Regions from separate parts of the Homo sapiens genome. Here regions 2 and 3 are each linked to region 1. The links are chromatin loops, found by intact Hi-C in ENCODE. Cell type or tissue: PC-9. All regions are shown on one strand. Each heading gives the region's core, and the rest is flanking DNA. Links, peaks and the distances in the headings are about the cores only.

Evidence for each region. Peaks named below come from ENCODE experiments on the same cell type or tissue, not always from the same donor. Only the 100,000 strongest peaks of a DNase experiment are listed, where the experiment ranks them.
Region 2: it touches region 1 in a loop (6-fold over the local background); 43 of 110 quality-filtered maps call a loop at or near these places.
Region 3: a loop joins it to region 1, with 6 times the contacts of the local background. A loop is called at or near these places in 3 of 110 quality-filtered maps.

What each region holds. Positions count from the first base shown.
Region 1 is chr5:10,623,471-10,633,548 of GRCh38, reverse strand. All of the region lies in intron 2 of ANKRD33B (ankyrin repeat domain 33B), which reads right to left. Among named protein-coding and RNA genes, the nearest start is that of ANKRD33B, 64 kb to the right of the region's middle. RefSeq lists enhancers at 875-944, 965-1,624, 1,795-1,874, 5,606-5,655, 5,676-5,955 and 3 more. In PC-9, for the core only: CTCF peaks have their summits at 5,270 and 5,476 (motif pointing right); a DNase peak (open chromatin) is centred at 5,578; H3K27ac peaks cover 855 bases.
Region 2 is chr5:10,547,777-10,557,854 of GRCh38, reverse strand. No RefSeq gene overlaps it. Among named protein-coding and RNA genes, the nearest start is that of ANKRD33B, 11 kb to the left of the region's middle. RefSeq lists enhancers at 5,121-5,170, 5,321-6,118. In PC-9, for the core only: no CTCF peak of the experiment used is centred there; DNase peaks (open chromatin) are centred at 4,844 and 6,324; H3K27ac peaks cover 2,240 bases.
Region 3 is chr5:10,475,558-10,485,635 of GRCh38, reverse strand. It overlaps MIR6131 (microRNA 6131), which reads right to left and starts at 7,599; the gene lies at 7,491-7,599. It also overlaps a transcript of ROPN1L not described here. RefSeq lists enhancers at 265-559, 325-619. In PC-9, for the core only: no CTCF peak of the experiment used is centred there; DNase peaks (open chromatin) are centred at 3,805 and 6,325; H3K4me3 peaks cover 804 bases; H3K27ac peaks cover 2,755 bases.

The DNA.
Region 1 (10,078 bases), core at 2,591-7,590:
CATTGTGTTCAGCGCGTCACGGACGTCAGATCTTAACAACAGAGGGAACCAGTGTGAGGCACACAGGCATTCTCTGTACAGTGTTTGTGGTTTCTCTGTAAACATAAACTATTCTCAAATCAAAAGTTTATTTTAAAAAAAGAGGAGATAGGCTTGGCGCAGTGGCGCACGCCTGTAATCCCAGCACTCTGGGAGGCCGAGGCGGGTGGATCACGTGGCCAAGAGATCACACCGTCCTGGCCAACATGGTGAAACCCCATCTCTACTAAAAATATAAAAATTAGCTGGGCGTGGTGGCGTGCACCTGTAGTCCCAGTTACTCCGGAGGCTGAGGCAGGAGAATTGCTTGAACCCAGGAGGTGGAGGTTGCGGTGAGCCAAGATTGCATCACTGCACTCCAGCCTGGTGACAGAGCAAGACCCCATCTCAAAAAGAAAAAAAAAAAAAAAAAGAGGAGAACTGGCTGGGCATGGTGGCTCACGCCTGTAATCCTAGCACTTTGGGAGGCTGAGGGGGGTGGATCACCTGAGGTCAGGAGTTCAAGACCAGCCTGGCCAACATGGGGAAACCCCATCTCTACTAAAAATAGAAAAATTAGCTGGGAGTGGTGGCGGGTGCCTGTAATCCCAGCTACTCGGGAGGCTGAGGCAGGAGAATCACTTGAAACCAGGAGGAGGAGGTTGCAGTGAGCAGAGATCATGCCACTGTACTCCAGCCTGGGCAACAGAGCAAGACACTGTCTCAAAATAAATACATAAATAAAAATAAAAATAAAAAAGGGGAAACTAGCATAGAGCCGTTCAAAAAGAGTGCAAGGTCAGGACCATGATTCACAGCTGGCTGTGCGGCCTGGTGTGGGGCCTCTCCACCCTGGACCTGAGGCTCTCCCAGTGGTGGGGAGCTCACCAGGAAGCCACGGGAGCATTCAGGAGGCAGAGATGGAGCCCAGCCCCCAACCCCGGGCAGGAGGAGGGAGAGGAGTGCTTGATTCAGAGAGCTCCTAAATGAGTGGATGGACAGGTCTGTGGTATGCAAAAGAGGAAAGCTGGAAATGACGCCTGGCCCCGCCACACCCCTGGTTCCGCTCTGCATGGATGCGAAGGTGCCTTCGTTGGGGGACACAAAGAGGTGGACACCCACGCCACCCGGGCCCGACCGGCTTCTCAGCCTGCCCCAGCAGTGCTCCTGTGCTTCCCGGTTGACTCTTCCCCAGGCCCCATGGGGAAAATGTTAAATTTTTCACATGGAAGTCACCGACCTCACGCAAACCCCTCTCCTGGATGACTCATCTTCAAGTTCATAGAGGGAACAGAAACCACCAGAAGGGAAGTCCCTCGGCTTTCCCCCATCGCCCCCCACGCTGCCCACATTCACGGGCCTCCGAGAAGGAAAAGTGAAATCCTGAGCCATCCAACGGACTGAACCGACCCCCTCCTGCCCAAGGGGACCCCAGAGAACCCTTGAAAACTGAGTCCTGGCTATGACAGGATGGAAGGGCAATGCGCCTCGTTATACCCATTCCTTGCTAACCGTGAGGCTTTCTTTCCTAAGTCTAAACAGAAACCAGCCCGTTCTAAAGACTCCTCCACTGATATAAACCAACCGCCTGATGCTGCCCCGCCGTTCTGCAATTTGGATGAAACAACCGACCAGCATTCCGTCCTCATGAGAGACACTGGCCATGGCTTTGGAGTGCGTCCGGCAGGTCCACAGAGGACGCGCAGTGAGGGTTTTCATGTCCTCTGCTTCACCTTTTGAGGTCAGGGCCTGAAAACTCCACCCTCAGATCATGCTAACGCTGTTGCTTTTTGAACACAGGTCCCAGGGAGAGGCACGGAGCTCGATTGCACACTTGCGTGTTTCTCCTCTCATCGATATTCAATGCTTCTCCCATAGCTTATGGAATATGTGTATTGAGCCACCTCCTTCAGCATGCATTGTTCTTCTGTCTTGTTCTTCTGCCCCTGGAAGGGTCTGTTTCTGGCTTCTGGCCAGAGGCGCTGCTTCCCTGCCACAATAGCCACCCTGCAGGCTGCAACCCTTTATGAGAAGAAAGCTCTTCTTTCCAAGTTTATGAACCTCGTCAATCCTCAGTTCACTTTTCCTATTGAAAACGCAGGGGATTCTCCTCTTGCTGAAGGAGGCTTATCCCTGCTCCTCCCCTCCTGTGCTTGACAGCCACTCCCTGCCCACTGCTGTGGAATATTTATCAGATCCCTCCTGTTTCTCATCAACCTCTCATTCCTTGCAGACCCACTTCCCTCAGAATGCTGTTGGGGCTCAGAAAGCAATACCCCACAGTGAAGGCCTCAGAAGCAAAGGTTTCTCTCTGCCCTCCTGCCCTCCCATGTCTCAGTCCCTTCTTCCCTGAGGCCAGCCATCCAAACTGGAATCCCTCTTCCCCAAGGCAGATCTTTGAAACCAGAACCCCTTTTCCCTAAGGCCAGCCTAAAGGTTCCCTAAAACCTAAAAATACTGCCCTAACATAAAGAAATTATCTGACTTGCCATGTCCGACTGTAGGTCATAAGACCCCTGTTCCAGGGAGAGTCACTCCCAGAAGGAAGAAGTGCTGCTCAGAGAAACCTAGAAGAATCGAGGAGACAGGCAGGCCTGTGGGGTTTCCCCACTCAGTCTATTTATTAGCATTATATTTCTTCTTCTTTTTTTTTTTTTTTTGACACAGTCTCACTCTGTCACCTAGGCTGGAGTGCAGTGGCGCGACCTTGGCTCACTGCAACCTCAGCCTCCTGGGTTCAAGCCATTCTCCTGCCTCAGCCTCCCAAAGTGCTGGGATTCTAGGCATGAGCCACCGTGCCTGGCCTGTCCAACTATATTTCTACATAACTGTCCACACTTTGTTGAACCTAAGCAGAAAAATGGAAAATTCCTCCTGCATTTTTGGGTTTTCATTCCGAAGGCTCCCATGTACGCATGTTATGGGAACATGGCCTCTTTTGTATGCCTCTTCTCTTATTCACCTGCCTTTTGCAAGTTGATTTTAGTGAACCTTCAGAAGGCCCTTAGTTCCTACAATGCACTAATGGCCCATCTTCTTCACACTGCCCTTTGTTAAGTGACTTCCCAGTTCTCTGTCTAGTGGAACCTTGGCCGATGGGATGTTTGCAGGCGTGATGGAAGCAGAAGGTTGAAATGTACTTATCCAGACTTTCATGCATGTTTGTGCCTCAGCTGTCTCCCCAAGAAGAGCATGCCCAGGCTGGCTCGCTGCTCCCAGGAAGAGGATGAGTAATGCATGCAGCAGAGCTGCCCCAGCCGAAGTGCCCAAGAACAGGTCCCCGACTTGCCCACAGACTTGAGCAAGGACAGTTTAGATCAACAGATCCCCAGCCCATCCACAGATGCATAAGCAATAAAAACATCCCAGAGCATGGGAGTTGTTTGTTACACAGCAATAACTAGCTGACATGCATGCTCAAGGGTCTCTCATCTTAAAAGCATATGTGACTCACAGCAACCCCTGTGGGCCGTCTTCATGTTCCCGCCACCCTCCATCAACCATTCAACTCCGCTTCAGTCCAATTCCAGATCCATCTACTCTCACTGTTGCTAATGACACTCTCTGACTTTGCTGAAACCACCCCCAGCAGTCCCCAGTGACCTTCTTACAATGAGACTCAGTGGTGATTTGTCAGTTCTCATCACATTCAACATCTCCCCAGCATTTCCCACTCACTCCTCTCTTTCATCCTTTCTGAAACACGCTCTTTCCATGGACATGCAGATGCTCACCCTTCTGATTTTCCGCCCTCTCAACATTCTGAGCTCCTGTTCTCTCCTTCCTGAAATGCTGCTGTTCCTCAGCTGCCTGCTAAGCCCCCTCCTTATCTCATACACTCTCCTTTGGTGATCCTATACACTCCTGTGGATCCAAGTTTCAGCTCTAAAGCTTCCACATCAACTCTTTCCAGTTCTATCTCTTTTCTTCAGTTTTTTACCTGAGTATCTGTCTACTGAGTATTTCATCATGGGTATCCTACAAACTCAATGCATCAAACCCAAAACATCTTTCCTCCGAAGCTACTCCTCTCCCACATCCCTTATTCAGTGATGAACACCACCAGTCACCCCATCACCCAAGCCAGACGGCTGGACTCAGTCTCAAGCCCTCCACATCCTCCCTCACCCAAGCAATCACCACATTCTGCCAACTGCACCTCTGACATCACTTGAGCACGGGAATTTGAGACCAGCATAGGCAGCATGGCAAGACCTCATCTCTACAAAAAAAAGTTTAAATTTCCTAAAACTGTCTTTGTTTCTCCATCCCTGACCTGGGCTACCACGTCCCCATGGGGCCACAGCTCCTGTCCTGACTAGCCTCCTTTGTCCCACTTCTGCCCCCATTCATTCTCCACACCAGCAGCACGGTGACACCAACAGGGGCCTCTGACCATCCCCACTACTCATCCGAAACTCTCCATGGGCTCTGCTCTTTAGATGAGGTCTCAACTCTTCAATGAGCTGGTTTTTACCTCTTCACCCTCAGCTCTCACCGCCAATGCCCTCCCAATCCACTTTATGGTCAAACAGCCAGCATTCCGTGTAATTCACTCATGAGCCACACTTCCTCTAATCTAGTGGCCTCTGCACAAGGAGTCCCTCTACCTGGAATATTCTGCCTCCTCTTTTTACTTGGTGACCTGATGAGCCATCCCTTCCAACTCCAGGTCTTCCCTGGTGCCCCTTGACCCACGGTGTCTCATCGTCCACGTTCCCATGCATATATGGGTTCCCACAGCCGCCACAGCCCTCGTTACCCAGCTCACATGCTTAAAACTTCCAACTGACTGCATGCTCTGGGGTGCTCAATAAATATGCATTAGATGAAAAGGCTGAAACATTCCTACCACTCCTTTGGGAAAAGTTTATTTATTGAAAGTATCAGGGTGGGCAAGGTGGCTCGTGCCTGTAATCCCAGCAGAGAGGCCAAGGCCCGAAGAGGCCAGGGAGGCTGAGGCTAGAGGATCACTTGAGCTTAGGAGTTAGATACAAGCCTGGGCAACATGGCAAGATCCCATCTCAAAAAATAAAAATTAGCTGGGCTGGCCGAGCGCAATGGTTCACGCCTGTAATCCCAGCACTTTGGGAGGCCGAAGTGGGTGGATGACCTGAGATCAGGAGTTCGATACCAGCCTGGCCAACATGGTGAAACCCCGTCTCTACTAAAAATACAAAAAATTGGCTGGGCGTAGTGGCAGGCACCTGTAATCCCAGCTACTCAGGAGGCTGAGGCAGGAGAATCACTTGAACCCGGGAGGCGGAGATTGCAGTGAGCCAAGATCACATCATTGCACTCCAGCCTGGGCAACAAGAGCAAAACTCCATCTAAAAAAAACAGGCAATAAACACAAACTGCTCTAAAAATTGGAAAATGTTACAGAATTGGGTTGTCTAAGATTGACTGACTCAAGGCACTCAAACTGCAGTTCTCCAGACCAGGCCAGTAGAGGGAGCTGTCGGCTTTGGAAATATGACATCATACCAGCCACGCGGCATGAACAGACTCCAGGAATTCTTAGCATAAGGCATTTACCATGCAGATGGAGGGGCAGGGTTAGTAGGGGAGGGCAGCATCCCTGCTCTTTGCAGGGCAGGCAGGGGTCTGAAGGAGGAGCCAGGCAAGCCCCAAGCTGGCTGAGGAGCCCTCCTGGCTGGCCAGCGGGCAGGGGTGTGGCGCTGCCATGGCCAATCAGAAGAGCTCAGAAAAGCTCACAGGAAAAGATAAGGCAACGCTGGGAAACCGAGACTCACCAAGTTCTACTCTCTTATTTGAAACGGTATAAACTGAGAAAAAAGGAAGCACTTCAAAACAACATGAACATCACAATGAGATCACACTAAGATCGTGATCGTGTGCACTGCTAATAAAATAAGATAAATAACATGAAGAGGCATTGTTCCTGGGTTCTGACCAAGTCATAAATTCTCCTCTGAACTGGGACTCTCCCCGATTCAGCTCAGGAACCAGGGCTCCCCCGCAGCCCAAACCCACAGCTGCCCCTGAGAATCCCTCCCGTTCTGTCCCCGTCCCCGGGCAGCATCCTGCCAGGCTGGCTCTCAGCACGTAGCCTCAGAATTTTACAATTAAATGCAAGAAATAACAAGTTGCAAGCACACATCAGAGGTTCCTTATACCCAAAACAAGCTTCACGTGCTGTATCCCATCACCAGCTCAAAGAGACCCCTGGCGTTTCCTCACTTTACCACGTCCATGCTATTCTGTTAAAGCACAACAAGGAAACAGAAATAAACACACAACTCTATCCATGGGACTTCTTGTTCCTTTCTTTGGTTATCTTATTTTATTTTTGTTAGTGGAGCGGTGGTGAAAGTTGAAATGACTGGCTAAATGAGACTTAGGGATTACATGGGGATTTATTTTCAAACGTTCTCTCCATTTACAGACCTAGTACAGATTTGGCTGTATTTTTATTGTGCATTAAATAGCCGAGGAAATTAGACTTTTTAGAGAACACTCAAAAGGCAGATGAAGGCATTTGCATCCGAATTCGTACTCATAAATGCTGTGTCCTCCAGAAACCCAGAGCTTCCAACTCTCAGACAACCAACCCAGTTGCCATAGCAAATAATATAAACATATGGTTGCTTTAAGATTGCGCTTCACAATGCTGATTCTGCTTAGTGCGACTGCTGTCTACACAAGCCATCCTCCATCACTGGTTTGGCACGGGCTTGTGACGCAACCCTGGTTGGTGAGATGGCAACGATACTCTGCTGGAGCCTTCTGGAAATGTTTTCCTGTCTTATAAAGGGAAACGCCGACAGGGATTTGCTCCTCTTCCTTGATGTCCCTGAGTGTTGCAACGTGAAGCCGTGGCACTTCTAGCAGCTGGGGCCACCTTGGGACCATGAAGGAAAAGGCGAATGTATTTCTGAGAAGTGGCTCTAGGTCCCAGCATCACCCAGCTACTCAGTGAAGCAACCCTGCAACATCGCCCGCAGATGTCTTGTGTTGCAAGAGAAGGCAGTGTCCTTGTGGTTGAAGCCAAAAGCATCCTAACAGGTACTAGGCTCAAAAGAGAGCTGGGGAAATACAACTGAAAACCAGAGTTTTGGTTCATTTGAGTAGGGAAATACTGAAAAGACTGATCTCAGCCAGGGCTTGCAAGAACACTCTTGGACACTCAGGGGAAAGGAGAAATCGCCACAGCTTTCTAAAGACCACTTGGCAGCTGCATACACTTAAAACAGGCACAGCCCTTGCTGAAGCAATTCTGTTCTAAGAGTGTGTCTGCACATTGCTTCTCCTCTTCCTTGCCCTGCTTTCGGCCTAGGAAGCTGACCTGCACCAACAGCACCTGCCCAGTTTCCGCCCCAATGAGGTTTCTGGGTTGGCTCAGCAGGGGACCAGGGTGGAAGGAGCGGGACATCTGGCCCTGCCTCCCACTCCGGCCCCTGGCTGCGGTTCTAGGCCGAGGCTGCCTCTCGGGTTCCAGCTTCTTGGCCTGTGTCACTCGGGTTCTAGGCCGAGGCTGCCTCTCGGGTTCCAGCTTCTTGGCCTGGGTCACTCTCTGCAGAGTCCCTCCCCTTAATCCTTTCAATGTTGGTTCCCTTAACTCTACCCTTCCCCCCGTAATTGACAGGCCCTCATCAACTCCTCTGTTCAGCCCTCTGAGACCACCTGTCACTCAACATGCTTCAAGCTGCCAGGATCCTAACACGCTGTCCTCAGAGATGCACCCCAGATCCAAAGACTTCACTACAGCCTTGCTGCCGTTGATTAACTCAAAAGCCCACCTGTCCAGTAACTGGGACAGTTAAGTATACCACGGTTCATGCATTTTACACAATATCCTCTTTTCCAACAAATATTTAAGAAGCAAGTACTTCATGTTCAAGGACTGGCCTAAGAGCCGGGTCCACCACAGTGAGTGAAGGCCAGTCATAACGCAGCCTCTCAAATTTGAAGTCTTGGTGGGGAACCGGGCATGAGCCACACATCCCCGTGCAGGAAGGCAGGGCTACGAGCGCCTGGCAGGGCTCAGGGACACCGACACAGCAGGAGCTTCTAGATTAATAACCATGTGAACAAAACCACTAAAAACACAGTCTCAACAGCACTAGCCCAGTCATGTGAATACAAAGCGCACATACATACGTGTGTGTTTGGAAAGGACTGAATGAGGTCTGAAGAGGTGACTCCTGAGTGCTGATAAGGGAGCTGGAATATTTGGAAGACAGAGAAGGGATCTTTTTCTTCCTCCCTGATAATACTTTTGTAGTCATTTTTGGCTGTAAGCAAATATGCATGGACAGCTTTTGAAATTAACAAATCATCAAAGAAATAAAACTGGTTATGAAATTGATTAAAATGGGACATCACCTGATTGGGCCTAAACAGCCTCTTTGGCAAAACAGCACAGGAAAGTCATGAACACATGCTCACCTGCCTTCCTCATTTTCACTTTAATTCCGTGATGCCTCTGTGTCTGTCTGACAACATCTCTCGTGGGGTCTGTGACTCTGCTGGTCTTCAGTGCCCACTGAGAGGGGTCCTTTGCCGTCATCAGGCATAAAATCTTCAAAGCTCTCCATCCTCAATGTGGGGTCCCTGGGCCAGTGGCATCAGCCTCACCAGGAAACCTGTTGATCTGCTCATTCTTGGGCCCCACCCCAGGCCTATTCAAAGAAAGACTCCAGGGGCAGGGCCTGGCAGTCTGTGTTTCCACCAGATCTGTGTTAATGCTCACATGAGCCAGCCCAGGTGATGCTGACGCCGGAGGCGCAAGATTGGGAGCCAGTGTCTAAGGAAACTATGCCCATGGGGACAGGGGCAGCCCCTGGAGGTTCAGAAAGAAATTAGGGAAAATCTCTTCGGCACATTGAGGCAATTAAGACACACACAAGGAAGCTTTTTAATCTGTGTTTGTTTAAATGGTGTAAAGTCCCTCTCCCCTCTGCCTCCGTATGCAACCTCAACAATTCAGTCCCAAAGCCTCAGGCAGCAGCCTAGGTTGGGTGTCCAGGGATCAGAGCCCAGGCCAGAGGGTGGGTGCACACAGTGGCGGCCACAGAGAGCTCAAGCAAATCAGTAAGTAGGGGAAGATAACAAAAGCCAGTAAAAAAGAAAAAAAAGGCCAGGCCCGGCGGCTCACGCCTGTAATTCCAGCACTTTGGGAGGCCAAGGTGGGCGGATCACTTGAGGTCAGGAGTTCAAAACCAGTCTGGCCTACATGGTGAAACCCCGCCTCTGCTGAAAATACAAGAAGTAGCTGGGCACGGTGACTGGCGCCTATAATCTCAGCTACTCGGGAGGCTGAGGCAAGAGAATCGCTTGAACCTGGGAAGCAGAGGTTGTAGAGAGCTGAGATTGTGCCACTGCACCCCAGCCTGGGCGATAGAGCAAGACTCAGACTCAAAAAAAAAAAAAAAAAGAAAAGAAAGAAAGAACGAAAGAAAACAAGAAGTAAAGAAAAAATACATTATAATAATGATTTTATTTAAATTGAAAAGGCAGAGTAAACCCATCTAGGCATCAAATCATTAACAACAGTTATCTCCAGAGAGCAGACTGAAGAGAGGGCTGACAGTGAGGTGGAAGAGGTATTCACCTCTAATTTCCTTGCTCATGTGGGGTCATTTTCCCCCCAAACACTGTGTATTGTATTTTAAAATCAGCCTCCAAGAACATCAGCCAGGCCAAGTGGAGGAAGCAGGATAATGGCTGAGGCCTCTGCCCGCCTCCTCCTGTCCACCCAGGCAGGTTTCCAGCTGTGATGCTGCCCTCAGGATAGCCCAGACCCTGGTACATACCCCGGCCACCCGATCCTGCTACCTGACTTGGACTCCAGCTCTGTCTGGCAGCACGGCTACCCCTGGGTGGGCCAGCTCCCAAGAGAGCTGAGAACACAGGAATCTTCCCTCCTATCCAGCTTCCCACCTGCCACAGTCTGAATGTTTCTGTCCTCCGAAATTCCTGTGCGAAAATCCTGCCTCCAGGATGACACTACAGCAGGTGGCTTTCGGAGGTGATTAGGTCCTGACGGAGGGGTCCTCGTGGTGGGATTAGTGCCCTCACAAAAGAGGCCCCAGAG
Region 2 (10,078 bases), core at 3,270-8,269, 76 kb after region 1:
TTAGCACGTGTAAAACTGCCAGACTGAGACTTCAGGGACACCAAGCAAGGGGACTGGAGCTGATAGACCAGCACCTTATGAACCAGGAGGGATGGGGGCATCGTGCCTGGCTCTCAGCTGGGACCAGTGTGCTTAATGCCAGGCCTACAAGTTGCCACCCCATCCTCTCCCTAACTGAGCATAAATTCAGTCAGCAAAGCAAAGCCTAAATCAGGATTTCAAACTACCGTGGTGAATCACACAGTTTGGCTTCCCTTGTCACTCAGCTTATTCTCTCTTAGGTCAGTTTCAGGTCAAAACGTGCCCATGGGGACAAAGATGAAGGCAGGGAGAATGCAGGCTGGGCAGCGACTGCATGTTGGGAGGCTCAGCCATCAGCATCCCTGACTTTGTCATTCTGATCTTGGGGAACACAGAAGAGGACCCTCCCCTGCAGCAGAACCCTGAGCCCTCCTTCCCTGGGACTCTGGATCCCTCCCAACCCTCCCTGAGGTCCTCCCGTCATGGTGTAGCATCTGTTTCTGCATCCACAGCCCACTCAGATCCCCACTCCACAACAGACTTTACGCCCCCACACGCTCCTGCGCTACCCCCACCAGCTTAGCTCACAGCTGAACCTTCTGCAAGACAGATCCGCACAAGCTGCACTTTTTCATCTTCCATTTCTTCATTTGACATATGTAATACACACAATCGAAAATTACAAAAGTAATTCACGCTTCTTGGGAAAAACCCCCCAAACATTATGCTCTACACAGTAAGAAGGCAGTGTCAGCCGGGCATGGTGGCTGTGCCTGTCATCCCAGCTACTTGGGAGGCTGAGGCAAGAGGATGGCTTGAACCTGAGAAATTGAGGCTATAGTGAACTATGATCACAGTTCTGCACTCCAACCTCAGTAACAGAGCAAGACCCTGTCTCAAAAAGTAAAATAAAATAAACATTTTTTAAAGAAGGTAATGTCTTTACTTTCATTTCCTCCTGCTGCTCTTTGAATTGCTGCCATCTGCTCCTGCCCCACCCACCCCCACCATCCCTGGCTTCCCCAAGGATCCCACAAGGGTTTCTTTCCTATGAAATTCAGTGGACATTTCCAGCCCTAAGCCATATTTGATGACGACATGTGCCCCATGCTTTGCCTGAACAGTGATCATCTCCAGGAAATACAGACACAGTCCCCTGGATTCCCTTCAGCTGTCCATACTATGGTCATCCAAGCACTGTAAACAGAGCTGGAAAGTGGGGATCCCCATACTCCATGCCCCTGGCAGTCCTGAGACCACAGGAAGGGAGAGTAGCCTGGAGTTCTGCTCATAGCCTTGCAGAGGGGCAAGGCTGAGGACTGAATTCTCTAGGACAGAGACTGTTCCCTGTTGTATGCTAAAGCAGCACGTGGCTTGAGTGCCTGGGAAACATTTCTGATGACTAAGTGAAGGAGGGATGGCTGAGCCAGCCCAGCTCTCCTGTGACCCTAAACCTAAAGCAACCTACTCCACCTACCTAACCCAGAAGCGACATGCTTAGCAGTGCCAAAGCTCAGCTCAACCCTGGCACAAAGTGTGTGGGAACAAAATCCACGCTCCTAAGACGTGGACTGCAATGGAGCTGGAGCTGATGGTTACTAATTTTCTTCCTTTTCTTTCTTTCTTTTTTTTTTTCTTTTTCTTTGAGACAAGGTCTTACTCTATCACCCAGAATGGGATGCAGTGGCAAATCATAACTCACTGCAGCCTCCAACTCCTGGACTCAAGCAATCCTCCCACCTCAGCCTCCCAAGTAGCTGGGACCACAGGCATGCATCACCATGCCCGGCTAATTTTTTATTTTTTGTAGAGATAGGGTCTCCCTATGCTATATTGCCCAGGCTGGTTTTGAACTCCTGGGCTCAAGCCATCCTCCTGCTGTGTCCTCCCACAGTGCTGGGATTACAGGTGCAAGCCACTGCACCTGGCCCATTACTACTTTTCACTAGCACACTTTTTTTTGCACTTGAGTACGACTGCCTCTGTTTCCATGGCTGTATATGTATATAGGGTTTAGACTCTCTCAGACAATTCACCAGAACATTTTGGTATTTCATTTTTAGAACCAAAAATACCCCAAGTTTATAATGATAAAAATTCCCAAGTTCTATTCTCTCTCCTAATCTGGAGTTATTCAGTCAACTGGCTTACTGAGCACGGCAGATGCACACTCCACTTCTCAATATGCACACTTTGTCATGGTTTTCCTCCTCAGAAGCCCCCACCGGTGACTCATGCCCACATTCCCTGTGTCAGCAGCCGGCTCCCAGGCCCCGCAGCAGACCTGCCAGGATGCCTCGGGGCTTGTGGCTTCTGGTCTCTTTGTTGGCATAGACTTCCCCTCCCATCCCTTGTAAACATTTTCCTCAATAGTATTTACTCAGTTTGATGTATTACTTACATATGTAGTCCAGATATCCACTGCAGGCATTGGGAGGGAGAGAAGAGGATCCCGGTGTCATCCTGCTTGCAGTTATTCATAATGTTGAGATTCCTGTGTGTGCAACCTGTTCACAGGATGTGCAGCTACCGAGCACTCAAACTGGAAGGGCGGGAAGGTGTTGCTGAAGAGGTGGGATGTCACCGAAAAGAACAGGACCTCAATAAAACTCTCAAGTTTAGGTGGTGGAGCAGAAAGTATAGTCTGTTGAGGGGAATAGACCAGACACACATACACGCATGCCTCAGAGGACAGAGCAGCACAGCCGGTTTTGACTTCATATAAGAATTCTCTCTCTCTCTCTCTTTATTTATTTATTTATTTATTTATTTGGTTTTTGTTGTTGTTGTTGTTGTTTTTGAGACAGAATTTTGCTCTTATTGACCAGGCTGGAGTGCAGTGGCGCAATCTCAGCTCACTGCAACCTCCGCCTCCCAGGTTCAAGCGATTCTTCTGCCTCAGCCTCTCAAGTATCTGGGATTACAGGTGCCCGCCACCTACCCCAGTTAATTTTTGTATTTTTAGTAGAGACGGGGTTTCACCATGTTGGCCAGACTGGTCTCGAACTCCTGACCTCAGGTGATCCGCCCACCTCAGCCTCCAAAAGTGCTGAGATTACAGGTGTGAGCCACTGAGCCCAGCCTCTTTTTCTCTCTTACATATGATTTTTCACTGCACCTCAACTCAATCTCTACTGTCTGTCTTTGAGTTCCAGATTCTGGGGCCCAATTTGCCCTTCCCCAGGTTGTCAGAAGAATGGAACCAAATCTCACCTCTCCCTTAGTTTCAGATCATCCACCCTTTGAAGAAGGTGTCTGAACTCCATCAGTGTATTTTTTAAGTCTTTTTTTCCTAAGCCCTAATGATATCTACAACTGAATGCCCTTCCTTTTCCCCACTCCAGCACTCTAGGGACCCTTGCTTTGGGCCCTCTATTGGGGCCGCTTCCTCACTTCCCTCACACTGTCTCCAACACCTGGCAGCTCCTTTCCACTGCTTCTTCCTCTTGCACCTTCCCACCGTCCCCAGCCTCTCGTCCTATCCAGTCCACCCCACACTGATGCGGTTCTCAGACTTCCCAGATATCACTGCACAATCAGAGGGCCGCAGGGGGACCACCGTCCATTACACATACGTCCACCCCATGAACTGAGATCACTCTCACCAGCGTAAAATCTGCTTTTATTGGCACAATATGAAATCACAACAAGTGCCCCCCACCCTCCACCCAGCACACCTGCATGCACACACACACACACACACACACTCATACACATGCATATACATACACAAGCTCTCCAGTGAAGATGAGTGTGTCTCTCAGTAAGGATTTCCAGTCATCAATACAGTGCTTTCTGCTCATTGATTCCCATGGTCATCTAGGAACATTTGCCACTAAGCAGTAAAAGGCACTGAAGGTAAAGTTAAAATGTTGGTGTAAAAGACACTGAAAATGGAGCTGGCCGAATTCTAGAGCCAGCATTTTTCTGTGTATTGGGAAAAGGCTGCCTTGTTTTATTCTAGCTGTGGATATTTCAGGTGGCTTAGGGAGCTTTCCACCTGGCCTCTCTCCTGACCTCCGCACCTCCTTTGACCTTGCCCTAGGACTTGCCCCTAAATATCTCAACCCTTTTCACTACCCAGATTGCCCCTAAAGGTTTGAGGCTGTGCCCTAAACCCCGCAGCTGCTGAGAGGCTGGACCACTGCCCTGGGCTCGGGGCGGCGGCCCCAAGGTGATTCTCCAATGCTTCACTTTCTGACACCCTTTGGGGCAATGGCTCAACCCTTTTCACCACCCAGCACCACAACCCTGCTCTTGCAGTTTGTCTCCTTTCCTGCCTCAGGTCACTAGGCAGTCTCACGTGAATGCCCCTCTTATCAAACTGTCTCCTGGCCTGCCCTTGGCTTCCGGAAGCTCCACATCATCCTGGTTGCTGAGTATTGCCCCGCAAAAGTCACACTGCTGAAAAAGAAGGCTACTTAAAAATGCGGGTGTCGGCCGGGCATGGTGGCTCACGCCTGTCATCCCAGCACTTTGGGAGACCAAGGCGGGTGGATCACTTGAGGTCAGGAGTTTGAGACCAGCCTGGCCAACATGGCGAAACCCTGTCTCTACTAAAAATACAAAAATTGGCCAGGCATGGTGGTGCATGCCTGCATGCCTATAATCCCAGCTACTTGGGAGACTGAGGCAGGAGAATTGCTTGAACCCAGGATCTGAGCCAAGATCGTGCCACTGCACTCCAGCCTGGGCAACGGAGCAAGACTCTCAAAAAAAAAAAAAAAAAAAGCAGGTGTGGTCTGCACACAGGAAGTTCCCAGTCACTCAGCAGTTCTTGCACTTGGCCTTGCTTTATAAACAGTCACCACTTTCTCTCAGTCCCACCCCACTTGGTCTGAGCAGGCAACATCACTCTCCAGTGGCGAGGGTTGAGGGCCCAAGGCACAAGGCTTGTCTCTGTCCCCTCCCTCCCCAGGCACCTTACCTTCAGCCCTGGCTGGCCCCCTCACACCCAGGGTTCCCATCAAGCTTAAAGAGGCATAGCCAGACGGCACCCTGGATAGTGCCTCCTGGGGGTCACACAGGCACCTAGAGACTCCCCCAAGCCTGACTAACACAGCACTGCCATCTGCCCAGGAGGCCTCCCTCTGCAGCTCCTGCTTCTCATCCCTCCCCCTCCATTCCCACTGCCACCTCAGGTGTCTCCTCTGTAGGCCTCCACATCCACACAGTGATCTATGGCATGGCACCGCTCTTGAGTTTAGAGCAGGCATGTCTAGGCTCAAAACCCCACCTGGCACCAACCCTGTGACTCAGTCATTCCACTCCTGGGCACGTACCCAGCAGAAATGTGTACATGTGGCCAAACAAAGACGTGAACGGGAATGTTCACGGAAACTTTTTTCACCGTGGCAAAAAAGAAAGAGAGGAAACAAATGCTCCCCAACAGTAGATTGGATAGAGTAGTTGCGGCACAATCATCAGTGCAGCACCGCACAGCAGTGAGAACGGGTGAGCTGCACACAACAGCATAAAGGAATGTCACCCGCTTAGCGTTGACCAAAAGAAACCAAACACAGAAGAGCACATGCTGTATGATTCCATTGACAGAAGCTTAGAAATCAGGCTAAACTAATGGCTAGTGCTGGAAATCAGGATAGTGTCTACCTTTTGGGAGGAAGAAGGGGTAGTGATTGGGAAGTGGACAAGGGAGGTTTTGGGGGCACTGGGAATGTCCTATCTGTTGTCCCAATGGGTTCACTTTAACATAATTTCATCAATCTATATACTTAAGATTTTTCTGAATGTTTGCAACCCTTCAATAAGTTTGTTTGTTTGTTTTTTTGTTTTTTGTACAGAGTCCTCCTGCTTGGGCCTCCCAAAGTGCTGGGATTATAGGCATGAGCCACCATGCCCGGCCCTTTTTTAAAAACTCAGCTCTTTTTAGCTTGGGTAAGTTATGTATCCCTGTCCAGGAATACAACACCTGCCTCACGAAGTGGTAATGGAAGACAGAGAAAGGCAACGCATGAGAAGCATCTAGTGTGGAGCCTGAAACTGAGCAAGCACTCAATATTAGTTATGATTATTAATTAGCCCTTAGTAAATGCAGAAGGAAGCTAAACCCACTGCCCCAGCTCTCTCCCTATCCCAGAAATTCTCTTGATTCCTGTAGCCCCTGTCCTGTAAGAGGTGCCCTGGGAACCACCTCAGTGCTAGTGCTCCACGCCCTGTGGCCTCCCACTGAGAATGGAATTCCTAGGGAGGAAGGCTCCCTCCCAGTTCCAGGCGTCCTCAGGGAGGGGATTCCAAGCAGCCCATTGGATTTCAGGATCCTCTGTAGCACTACTCACAGTTTAGGCATTTCTTGTTGGCTCTTGAGCTTAACTACGATTCAAATCATTGTTTACCCCAAATTCCCCAGGGCCAGATCACTGGTTGGGAATGCCCACCCCGGGTGTCCTCTGACCTATTGCTGCACGTTTAACCCAGAGAGTGCCACTGATATTGAAGAATGTGCTCATTAGCTCCCAGCCCACAAGACCAACAATAAACACTGGTTTTCTGGCCGGGCGCTATAGCCCACGCCTGTAATCCCATCACTTTGGGAGGCCAAGGCAGGCAGATCACCTGAGGTCAGGAGTTTGAGACCAGGCTTGCCAAAATGGTAAAACCCCGTCTCTACTAAAAATACAAAAATTAGCCAGGTGTGGTGGCAAGGACCTGTAATCCCAGCTGCTTGGGAAGCTGAGGCAGGAGAATCACTTGAACCCAGGAGGCAGAGGTTGCAGTGAGCCCAGATCATACCACTGCACTCCAGCTTTGGGCGGTAAGAGTGAAACTCTGTCTCAAACAAAAACCCTGGCCTTCGGATGGGCTTTTTCTGGGGGACATTATAACACCCTAGGCTCAGGAAATGCATCAGCTTCTCTTGACAAGTGGAACAGTCTTTCAGCTACTGTCTAACCCCTTTATGCTTCTATTTTCCTATCTATAAAGATGGGAGTGAGAATAGAGCCTTTCTCATAGTATTTTGGTGAGGATTAAATGAGCTAATTTATGTAAAATTCTTAAAACAGCGCCTGGCACATAAGAAGCATTGCATAAGCATTAGGATTGGCATTCCTGCTGTTGCTGGTAGAACACAGCACATTGCTTCTCTAATTGAACTGTCCTGGGGCTGTGCGGTGGTCCTCCCTGCTCCAAGCAGCCTCCAGTCATACTAGAGTTCAGAAGACAAACTGGAGAAACCAAGGGCAGCTTGGCAAGGGTACCAGCCACTTAAAAACTGGGTGCAATTCTGGAAGATTAAAAATGGCAGCAGAGAAAGACGGTGAAGGGCTTAGGCGGAGAGGTCATCAATGTCGTGTCCACACCTCCAATGCTTCAGGTGTCGAAAAGTAAGGTACTGGAGAATCACCTTGGGGCCCCCGCCCCGAGCCCAGGGCAGCAGTCCAGCCTCTCAGCAGCTGTGGGGTCCTTTTCCTCCAGCACATTCCTCCTTCCCGCAGCCACACCTCAGCCCTTCTCCAGTTGTGTAGTAGGACACAGTCACCTCCGATCTGACTGCCTTCTTTCCTTGTGGCCCAGGACAGGAGCATAAAAATAACAAACATGGAAGCATTTCCAGAACCTTACAGATTTCTACAACCACAGGCCTGATCTGGAGTTGCCAGCTTCTTCCACTATAACACCTGGAAAATCCATTGACTTCTCCCCCTTCTGGAAGGTTTCTCCATCTCCTACCAGTCTCTCCTATGGGCAGGTATAATCTTTCCCACCAGAGTGGCTGCTTCCCAGCCCTGAAGTTAGAAAAACCACCCGAAGCAAGGCGGGGCGCAGTGGCTTACACCTGTAATCCCAGCACTTTGAGAGGCCGAGGCGGGTGGATCATCTGAGGTCAGGAGTTCCAGACCAGCCTGACCAACATGGTGAAACTCTGCCTCTACTAAAAATACAAAATTAGGCAGGTGTGGTGACAGGTGCCTGTAATCCCAGCTACTTTGGGAGGCTGAGGCAGGAGAATTGCTTGAACCCGGGAGGCAGAGGTTGCAGTGAGCCGAGATTGTGCCATTGCACTCCAGACTGGGCAACAAGAGCGAAACTCCATCTCAAAAAAAAGAAAAGAAGAGGAGAGAGACACACAGAGAGAAGGCCGTGTGAACCTGTGAAGATAGAGGCAGAGGTTGAGGTGATGCCGCTTAAAGCTAATGAATGCCAAGGATTGCTGAGAGCCACCAGAGGCTGGAGGAGGCAGGAAGGAGTCTCCCCTACATTGTCCTGCAGATGCCTTGATTTCAAACTTCTAGCTTTTAGGATCATGAGACCATTCACTTCTGTTGTTGTAAGATACCTGGTTTCTGTGACTTGGTTATGGCAGCCCTAGCAAACCAACACACATGCTAACACATGCCGACATGCACTAACACATGCCGACATGCACTAACACATGCCGACACACAGGCTAACATGCCGACACGCACACCAACACATGCCGACACGCACGCTAACACATGCCGACACACATGCTAACATGCCGACACGCACACCAACACATGCCGACACGCACACTAACATGCCGACACGTGCTAACACATGCCGACACGCACACCAACACATGCCGACACGCACGCTAACACATGCCAACACGCACACTAACACATGCCGACACGCACACCAACACATGCCGACACGCACACCAACACATGCCGACACGCACACTAACACATGCCAACACATGTGCTAACACATGCCGACACGCACGCTAACGCAGACACATGCTAACATGCTGACACGCACACCAACACATGCCGACACGCACACCAACACATGCCGACACGCACACCAACACATGCCGACACGCACGCTAACACATGCTGACACGCGTGCTAACACATGCCGACACGTGTGCTAACACATGCTGACACACATGCTAACATGCCGACACACGCGCTAACACATGCCGACACGCACACTAACACATGCCAACACACATGCTAACACATGCCAACATGCACTAACACATGCCGACACACATGCTAACACATGCCGACACACATGCTAACACATGCCGACACACATGCTAACACATGCCGACATGCACTAACACATGCCAACGCACACGCTAACACATGCCGACACACATGCTAACATGCCGACACACGCACTAACACATGCCGACACACACGCTAACATGCCGACACGCACGCTAACACATGCCGACACGCACGCTAACACGCCGACACGCACGCTAACGCGTGCCGACACGCGCACTAACACATGCACTAACACATGCCAACACACACGCTAACACATGCCAACTTACATGCTAACAACACAAATCTGCGGCCTTCTTCGTGGCTGTGTAGCACTGAATGGCATTGACATGCCATCATTCATTCAAACAATCCAATGGTGATGGGCCCCTGGCTTCTTTCCAGTGGTCACTGTTGTAAACAAAAGCGCAATGCACCGCCGTGTGTATCTATCTTGGCTCAACTGTCTTTTATATGCTTATAATTATTTCTATAAGTGGAATTATTTATATGTTTTTTCCAGCTTTATTGATGCATAATTGGCATATGAAAAAACTGTACCTAATTACTATATACAATTTGGTGAGCTGGGCCATATAAACAGCCTCATGTTACCACAACTGAGGTAATAAACCTACCCGTCACCTCCAAAAGTTTTCTTGTATACCTTTGTTGTTCCTGTACTTTTTGTTTGTTTGTTTTAGAGACTGGGTATCATTATGTTGCCCAGGTTGGCCTCAAACTCCTGGGCTCAAGCAATCCTCTTGCCTTGGCTTCCTGAGTAGCTGGGACTGCAGGTGCAAGCCACCATACCTGGCTCCATATAGCTTTGAAAGGCTTTTGAAAACTTACGCCAAATCACCTACTAAAGAGGCAAATGAGAAAAAAAAAGCAATAAAAAAATACAAATAATGATTTATCTGAAAAGTTTCTCAATTTACAGAGCTGACTTTCTAGCTATCTGTTTGTTGCTATGCCAGAGGAATCAATTGTTTAAGAAAAAAAAAAGGTTTTGATATCACGTGAGTTCAGAGGCAGCACAGGATGAAACTGGGGAAAGCAGGCTCAGAGTCTAATTA
Region 3 (10,078 bases), core at 3,257-8,256, 150 kb after region 1:
AGGGGATGGGCGTGTGGTTTAGAAGCCAAGCAGTGCTCATTTGGTTTATTTATCTTCCTGAGACTTAATCTATTTTGAATTTCAGATAACATTCTAAAAAGGCTTGGCTTGTTTTTCTTATCTAGGGGTGGGGTAAGTGCGCTTGTGTTGAGCAAAGTTGAGAAATATTTCTGCGGCTGATCACGGAGCTTCAGACCCACCATCCCTGGGGCTGCCTTCCCAGTAATCTCTAAAACCCATCTGATTCGGGCCCTTCCTGCGGTGAACATCTGTTTATCCACATGGCGCTCTTCCCTTCCCTTTATAAAAGGTCTCCACCCACGGGAAGGAGGCTGCCAATCACAGCATGCCCACCCTCTCCTCCACCCATCACATGACGCAGGTCATGTGGTGGTCACACGACACAGGCCTGCCTCTGTAAAGCATCTGTGCCCCTGGCCACAGTTGATTGGTCTGCTGTTGACACGTGACTGAAACTAGACCAATCAGAATCCCTCCTTCCTTGGGGTTTTTAAAATCAAGGCTGAGAAATTGTTTTTCAGGGATCTCTAACCTGCAATGATGTCAGAGAAGTACTGCTATCTGGAGGTGCTGGCTCATGGCAGCCTGCCCTATGGAAGTACCTGCCTCCCGGTACCCTGCCCTGTAGAATTTTTCTGCCACACAGAGGTTGCCTGCCACATGGAGAATGCCCACCTGCAGGGGAGGAATGACACCAGGCACAGAGAAACCTAGATCAAAGGGGGAGCCACAGGGTGTCTCGGCTCCATTCGCAAGCCACGTTATTCTTCCTGATGTCCCTGCAGTCACTACGGTTCTTAGAGCTCCCCAGAGTCCTAACACATTCCCTTTTCAGTCTAGTTGTTTGAATTTGATTTCTATCTTTTGCAACGGAAAAAGTCCTAACACATTTCCACTTTGGAAATCTTCGGATAGCAGCCATGTTGGGTCACAGGATATCATTCTCCTTATTGCCATTCAGAGACCTTTCCAATCTAACTCCATGTCCCTCACCTCTTCCCATGGAAATTTAGCTCCTGCACTTGACTCTTCCAAGGTACAGATATAGCCGGGGTTCTTTCATGCACCTGCTGGACTATTCCAGACCCCTGTGAAGCTCTCCCGGGTGCTTGCTGAGCAATCCCAAGTGCCTGCAGGACTCTTCCAGTTCTTTGGTGGTTGTTCGTTTTTGAGACAGGGTCTCACTCTGTCGTCCAGGCTGGAGTGCAGTGGTGCAATCACGGCTCACTGCAGCCTTGTTCTCCTAGGCTCAGGCGATCATCCCACCTCAGCCTCCTGAGTCACTAGGACTACAGGCATGCACTACCATGCCTGGCTAATGTTTTGTATTTTTTGTAGAGACAAGGTTTCGCCATGTTGCCCAGGCTGGTCTTAAACTCCTGGGCTCAAGCGGTCTGCTCACCTCGGCCTCCCAAGTAGCTGGGACTACAGGCATGCAGCACCACGCTCAGCTAATTTTTTAATTTTTGTAGAGAGCGGTGGGTTGGGGGGGGTCTCACTAATGTTGCCCAAGCTGGTCTCAAACGCCTGGGCTCAATTTCCAGTCCTTTTGTTTCCTCCCAATACTTGAGTGTCTGCACCTGGACAACAACATTATCCCATGTCATTGTTATAGTTAGCATCTCTCTTTCCCCTGGCTAGGCTGTAGACACTCCAGAGAGACATTGGGCCTGGTAGCCCAGGGTCCTAGTGGATTTCAGATCATAGAACATGCCCAACACGTTATTGATGGACCACGCAGATTCTCAGTGTGGCTTTTGAACTCTATGTTGGTGAACATACTGTGTTTCGGTGAATGTTTGCGAATGCTCGCAGAAAGGCCATAACCCACCTCCCTGCCTCAGCCTCCACCTCTGGAAAATGGAGGAAATAAAAGCTCTCCCTCATGGGCTTGTCAGGAGGACTCAGTGCCCGCGAAACATTCAGGACAGTGTCTGGCATCCAGTAAGCATCTCAGAGCATTTTGTGTGTCATTTACATTTTCTTTCCTCCCCCACCTCCTCTGTTTCACTCACCCTTTCCTTCTCATCTTCTCCTGCTATTTCTTCACCCCATCCCTGTCTGTCAGCCGAGGGAATCATTGGATAGCACGGGCACCCACCTCTGCAACAGGGAAATGCCTGGGGCTGGCTGTTTGGCAGCTGAGAATGTCTGCTGAGATACCCCTAAATAGAAGACTCCCTCCAACTCCGTGTATCTATCCCATCTGCTGCTTTCCAACCTCACCCCACTGCCCCAGTTTAGAGCCTCTGTCTAGACAGGTGCAGATGCTCTGACCCTCTAGACGTAATCCCTGGTTTATCTCGCTGGGAGCACCAGGCTGGAGACCCCTGCAGAGGACACGTCGCAGTTGTGCTGGCCCAGGGAGTTAGCGCAGGCTCCAGCATTCTCTCAACCCCCAAACAATCTTCGCTTAAAAGGTGAAAACGCTCATTTTCTTTTGCACACGTGCTTTTGGCTCTGATGACTCCATTCCCACCAGTCAGAGTCTCTTAATAAACATGAGCATGTGAGTAGTCAGTGCTGACTGTCTGGTTATATTCTCTGAGCAGCCAGGTAAGCTTGGGCATGTCCTTCTGTCATCCAAGTGTGCAGCCCTGGACCCCAGAGTCAGGGCACTGGGCAGGGAGGGGCCCTCTTGGTGAACCCCCTAGGTCAGCAGCTGGCAGCACACCTGGAAGCTGCTTCCTCACAGCTGGATCATGCTGCTAAGTTCTACCACGCTGAGCTTTCAGAGTGACTCCGTGTTGTCATCCTTCTCTTCATATAAGGACAAGAGTCATTGGATTCAGGGCCCACCTTAAATCCAAGATTATTTTATCTCATGATTCTTCACTGATTGCAACTGCAAAGACAGAACTTTCGAGTAAGGTCACATTGACAGATTCCGAGTTGACCTGAAATTTGAGGGGAAATTATTCTACCCACTACCGTGTCCATCCCTCCCCTTCCCACCAGGACCCCAGTTCCAAGAGCCCTTTCTCTGCCCTCATGCCAGAGCCCTGGCACCCAAGTTTGTTGGGCCATTAGACCATTACATCAGAGTTCCCCACTCCCCTAAAACCTGATCTCTCCTAACCTTTCAGAGCCCCACATGCCACTTAAAAATTCCCCAGAATTTATGGGAAAGAAATGTACATGACATTGATGTTATCAAAATGTCCATGAGTGACATCCACTTTTTGTTTTTCTGATCCGCTTTGTGTTTTCTGGAGCAGGTCTTTAATATACCAGAAAGGCCTTCCTAAGAGGAACTGTTTATGATACAGGAAATAGTAGCATTCGAAAAGGTTTATCTTTTACGGTTTTCGTTTTGTTTTGTTTTGATTTTTAATTGCGGTAAACTATGATAAGAAAGTGTAGCATTTTAACCTTTTTTTTTTTTTTTTGACGGAGTCTCGTCTGTCACCAGGCTGGAGTGCAGTGGCATGATCTTGGCTCACTGCAATCTCCACCTCCTGGGTTTAAGCGATTCTCCTGCCTCAGCCTCCCGAGTAGCTGGGATTACAGGTGCAACCATCACACCCGGCTGATTTTTGTATTTTTAGTAGAGACAGGGTTTCCCCATGTTGGCCAGGCTGGTCTCGAACTCCTGACCTCAAGTGATTCACCTGCCTCGGCCTCCCAAAGTGCTGGGATTATAGGCATGAACCACTGTGGCTGGCCTGACTCTCCTCTTGTTCCAGATTGTCTTTTCAGATGCAGCAAACAGCCTTGGAGAAGCAAAGAGGTGGTGTCTCCCTACAGAGCAGAGAGCAGGTTTGGTTATTACCTAATATTATAAAGATAACATCTCCCGCTGGGACAAAGGTTAGGTGTGTTTGCTTACTGCCCATTATAAAGCATCTGCATCCCCTGAGCTCAGGGTTTTCCCTCGCTGATGCAAATTCACTGCGCGGCAGCATCCACCTGGGCCCCCCACGTCACCCCCATGGGGTTTTGGGGACATAGGGAACCAGTGCAAACATTAAGCTTGTATTAACCATGTCTTCCATTCTCTGCATTCTGATGCTTTGATATCTGGGACCTTGCTGACCCTGGAGGGACTGCCCCACCCAGTACTAACCAATCCCCAGAGATAGTAAACCAGGCTCCTGCAAACATGCTTTTCAAATGCAAACCAACCAGTTGCAAGCCCATGCCCCAGACACCTCCTCTATTGGGTTTTCACACTCCAGGCCACTATCCACCTGCCTAATCACCCTGGGAGCAAGTACCGGACAACTAGGGACACAAACAAGGCTTTTGCCCACATGTCCGCTGTCTCCTGAGCCTGCTAACAACGCTCGTGGCCCTGCATAGCTCAGCGTGGCCCCTCCTCCTGGGAACTGGGAGTAACAAACTGTCCTTTCAATGACAATCATTTCCTGATCTGTTGGCCTTACTATAACTCAAATATTGCATTAATACACCACATTTTAAAGCAAAACTTATGCTGCTTGCTGTGCTGTGAGTAGCAAAGTCCTTTGTCTCTGCCCCGGGAGTCTCGTGTCATTAGGCAGCATTTGTCAAACTGGCAGGCTAACTTTTAGCCTAGGAGTAGGTAAAATCTCAGACCCTTCATAGCTCTTGACAAGACCCAGGTCTGCTACTGCGGTGGGTTTCATAGGAACTGTGGTGTTTGACGGAAGAAACAGACGATCTGGAAGCAGAGAAGAGGCCCTTCCTGTCTCCCCCTGCTCAAACTGGGTGTGAGAGGAAGTTGGATCCACTGGAAAGAGCTGTGGGTGGGCAGGGAGCTAGGTTGTCTGGCTTTTTTAGAAGGAGGAGGTAAATTTGAGGTCAGAGGGGGATTTGTCAGCCCCAGCTGTGGAGTTCTCAAGCAGATCCTCTCAGACATCAATGAGCACACGAGCTGCCTGGAAATCTGATTCTGACTGGGTCTGAGCTGGATCCCAAGATTCTGCATTTCCAAGGCTCTCCCAGGGGATGCTGATGCTGCGGGTCCTTGGACCACACTCGGAGGAGCCACTCACACTGGAGGACACACTCAACATAAGGCCACACTCGCTGGCATGCCTGGAGGATGGGGAGGGGAGGGCTTCCATACGGCTCCCACCTGGACCCCACTGCCCCCGCCTCACCGACCCACCCCAAGCACACGCAGTCTCAATTCCAATGTGTGCATCTGTTCAGCAACCAAAATAGGATTCTCCAGGCTGTGCCTCCCAGGGGATCCTAGGAATTTCCTGGAACAGAGATGGGGTTTTCAGGATGGCCCTGGTCTCCAGTCCCCTCCTGACAATCCTACTCCGGGAGGTTCATCTGGATCCCCCTCCAGCCTCCTGGAAGTCTGGCTGCGCATCAATTGCCTGGCACATAGATGACAGCCATTAAATGCTTTTCGAATTAATGAAAAAAATCTATCAGTCTATATTTGTGTATTTCGTAGCTCCAGGGGACAATCAAAAGAAAATAAAATCCCCCAGCTGAAATAACTACATTGGTTTATGGCCTATTTATTCATTTATCTGCCCTTGTGGAAGCTAAGAAGTTCCTATTTTTAGCACCTCCCATGCTCAGACATGGGTTATTTTTTGTCTTCAAACTCTCCTAAAGAGTTGACATGTTGGCTGGGCACAGTGGCTCATGCCTGTAATCCCAGCACTTTGGGAGGTCGAGGCAGGCGGATCACCTGAGGTTGGGGGTTCAAGACCATCCTGACCAACATGGAGAAACCCCGTCTCTGCTAAAAAGACAAAATTAGCCAGGCGTGGTGGCGCATGCCTGTAATCTCAGCTACTTGGGAGGCTGAGGCAGGAAAATTGCTTGAATTCAGGAGGCAGAGGTTGCGTGAGCCGAGATCGTGCCATTGCACTCCAGCCTGGACAACAAGAGAAACTCCGTCTCAGAAAAAAAAAAGAGTTGACATGTCCCAGCCTATTACCGCAAAGCCGTGCCGTGCATTTAGTGAGAGGAGACAGTAGGGACAGGAGCTCAGGCAAGAGGCCTCCTCTCCCACAGTGCCCAGGAAATAGTCACAAGGTGAGACGCCCGAAGCAGCTGCCAGCCGAGTCCCAGCCTGGCGTCCTGTGCTCTCCCTCGGGTTTCCAGGGAAGCAGGTGTGGCAGCCCCACCTCTGCCCACCCTGTTCTCACTCCACTTCCAGAGAGGAGGGTGCGGGTGTGAACTCTGCAGCCCGTGTTTGCAACTCTGCCAAGTAGGCGTGACCAAATGGCAATTTAAAAGCCACTCACCTAAAGATGTGGGGTGTCTGAGCCAAGCCTGAGCGCCCATTCTAATCCTGTAGAAATATTTGAAAGAGAATAGTCATCACATCTGGGGGGCTGGGCTCAAGATTTTTCTAGCACTGACTCACTCACAGAACTTGGGCAAGTCTTTACATTCTCCAGGTCTCAATTTCTGCATGGAAGCATGGAGACAGTCATTGTAGACCAGTGTCACTTTCCCTTATATGCTGGGGACTTGAAAGAACTATTACACACTCCAAAGTGACTAATTTATAGCTTAATCACTTGTAACATCTTTCTAACCTACTCACACACGTTACCATAATTATAGCAGCCACCTCAAAAACAAGGACACCAGGATAATCATGAAAACACTAAAAACAGAGTGCTAAAATATAGCTGATTTCGAAGGCATTAATCTTCCTAATCCTTCTGTGTGGACAAGAGGCTGCAAATATTGGTGAAAACATCATCCTCATCATCATCACATATCTTTACAACACCCTATATATTCTTTCCAAAATTGGCCATGCCATTTTGCCATCTTTTCCCGCTCCTGAGATAAGTAGAAAACTATTCTTATTTTCTCCAATTAGCACTTCTTTTAGGCATTGGAAACCTAGCAAGATTTGGGGAGGAAGATTTACTGGCTTGAAGAGTGTTTCCCACCCCAAAATTCATGTCCACCCAGAACCTCAGAATGTGGCCCTATTTGGAAACAGGGCTGTTGCAGATGTCATTAAGATGAGATCATACCACAGTAGGGTGAGCTCTAAATCCAACGACTGCTGCCCTTTACGAGAGGAGAGGATGCACAGTCGTACGCACAGAGAAGACCATGTGAAGAGGGAGGCAGAGATTGGAGTAATGCACCCACACGCCAAGGAATGCCAGGGATTGTCAGCATCACCAGAAGCTGGCAGAAGCAGGAAGGACCCCCACCCCCAGCCAGAGCCTTAGAAGGAAGTGTGGCCCTGCCAATCAAGTCCGGGAAGCTAGAAGTCCAAAAATTTCTAGCCTCCAGGACTGTGAGAGAATAAATCTCTGTTGCGGAAGCCCCTGAGTTTGTGATACTTTGTCGGGGCAGCCCCAGGAAGCTAATACAGAAAGGGTACTGGGAAACTGGGAGCCAGAGGCTCAGAAGGGAGCTCACAGAGGCTGCAGGAACTCAGCTACCACTCAAGTATCTGGAGAGGGCTCAAGGTTTCTCTGGTTGCACCTTGATCCATCCCAGTAGACACACAGTGCAGGGCCCACCACGTGCAGTCATGAAGCCGGGAGGACCCCGGGTCTCTGTCCACTCCCATCTGACCAGCCAGAACCCACCATCTCTGGCTCTACCCATGGAAGGAGGGCACCACCTGACCAAAGCAGAGGGAATGCGGGATGAGAAGGGGCAGCAACGAGTGTGCCTGATGTGCTCGCTGCTGATTAAAGCTTCCTTCAACAGAGAGTTTTATCCTGGAGGATTTTGAATAGTTTTTTTTCTTTTTTTAGACAGAATCTCACTCTGTCACCAAGGCTGGAGTGCAGTAGTGTGATCTTTGCTCACTGCAACCTCTGCCTCCCGGGCTCAAGTGATTCTCCTGTCTCAGCCTCCCAAGTAGCTGGGATTATAGGTGAACGCCACCATACCCAGCTAATTTTTGTATTTTTAGTAGAGATGAGATTTCACCATGTTGCCCAGGCTGGTCTTGAACTCCTGACCTCAAATGATCCGATTGCCTTGGCCTCCCAAAGTGCTGGAATTACAGACATGAGCCACTGTGCCTGGCCTTATCCCAGAGGATTTTCCAGAATATTAAGCATACATGTCCTCTTCCTGCCATCCTCACGGAGCATCTGCCCTCCTGTCATCTTGCTCCTAAGTTTCCCGCCCTTTTCCTCAGGTCCTGAGAGAGTCTTGATGGCTGACCCAAATCCTTCCTTCCTGTCCATCAACAGATGTCAGCTCAGTTCCTGGCTGGCTGCGTGTCCTTGTTCCACCTGTAGTAGGACCGCTTTGCTTTCTTCATCTATACAGTGTGAATAACGGTAGCAGGAGCTACCTATAGATGAAGGTAGCAAGTCTGTGGACTAGCAAGTCCGTGGACCAGGACATGGAGCGCCCCACACAGTGCCCAGGTCAGTGGCCCTCGGTAAATGTGGGTTAACCTCTTTAACATGTTGAAAAAGGTCAAGGTTAACTGCATAGACCCGGGGTCAGCAAACAATGGCCCACAAGGTAAAAATGGTTTTTACACTTGTAAGTAGTTGAAAAAGTTCAAAAAGAAAAATATTTTGTGATGTGGAATTCTATGAACTTAATTTTAGTGTTCATTAATAAAGTTTTATTGGAACACGGCCACACTCACTCATTTTCATATTGTCTATGGCTGCTCTCATGCTACACAGCAGAGCTGAGCAGTTGCAGCAGAGACTGCATGTCTGCAAAGCCCAAAAGATTTACTATATGATGCACTACAGAAAAGGGTTGCAGGTCTCTGATAGACTCGAGCCAAATGATCTAACTTCAACTCCCAGATCCAAGACTTACTAGCTGTTTGACTTTACACAAATTATCTGCCTCCATTTCGTCTCTTTAAAATGGACATGATAGTCCTCATTTTAACATATTTTTGTGAGAATTAGATACATTATTATTTTTAAGGTCTTAGTGCCAGCATATAAAAATACAATTGATGGGTTCGATTATTTTCATGTCTTTGTTTTAATGCTCATTCTAACTCTTTAAATATCACCGTCCTTCTACACCAGAGTAAAATGTAAAAAAATTCTCAAGCCTTCTTTCCACTTGAAACACAAGAAAAGTTCTTTAAAACTGACTTATCATTTTCTTCTTTTCATCGTTGTTCCACATGCAAACAGATCCAGAAACCTTAGCTCAGACTTCTCAAATCCCAGATGGATTGTAATTTGTTATATTGGAGAAAAAAAGAAAATCTGTGCTCCCTAGCAGATGCACAAGGACTGTTTTGTTAGTCACATCTGCCACGTTCCTACTTTTCAGCACTAAAAGAACTTTTTTGCAAGCTCTTCAGATCTTGATTCTGAAATGCAAAAGCAGAATGATGAGGCACGTATTTCCCACCTTGCCAGAGATGTTTTCCTTCTTTACCTAAATGGTCTGGAGTTTACACGCAATCATGCCCCGCAACACATAGAGGGGTCTGGCAGAGCTGGAACAGGAGTTGGGGACATTGAAAGTTGCCCCCTCAACACGCTCTCACTTCTTCCATGTGATCAAGGGCATGTGGCTGCTCAGCTAGAGACTGCATTTCGCAGCCTGCTGTGCAATTCAATGTGGTCACGTGGCTAAGCGCACCGCCTGCCGGCATGTGAGGGGAGGTAATAGACACCACTCCTAAGTATGGGCCTTAAGACAATGGCCTCCTCCCTGCTCTTCACCTTCCTATGAACTGCACCCATGCAGATGAGGGTGAAAGTCCATATGATGGCAAAGCGACAAGATGGACAGGACCTGGATCCCTGAATGATCATGTGGAGCACAGCAGTTCCATCACCAAGGACCCTTCATCTGAGGACTGGTATTTGAGAGAAAATAAACTTCTACGTGCTTTAAGCCACTGTGTGATTTGTTACTTTGTTACTGCAGCTTAGCTTTACTCTAATAGAAAGCCTCTGAGTCCATTACTTTCTGTAGTTTACAGAAGAGGAAACAGAGCGATGGGACAATCCTCCCCAAATCCCATACTTAGTTGCAGAATCAGGTCTGGAACCCAGTCTCTTACCCTGTTGCCCCATGCTCTGTCTGCTTAACTTGGGCATTATTTTTTATTTATTTTTATATTTTATTTTATACTTCTCCCTTCTTTTCTCAAGTGTTGAAGTGGGCATTATGTTTA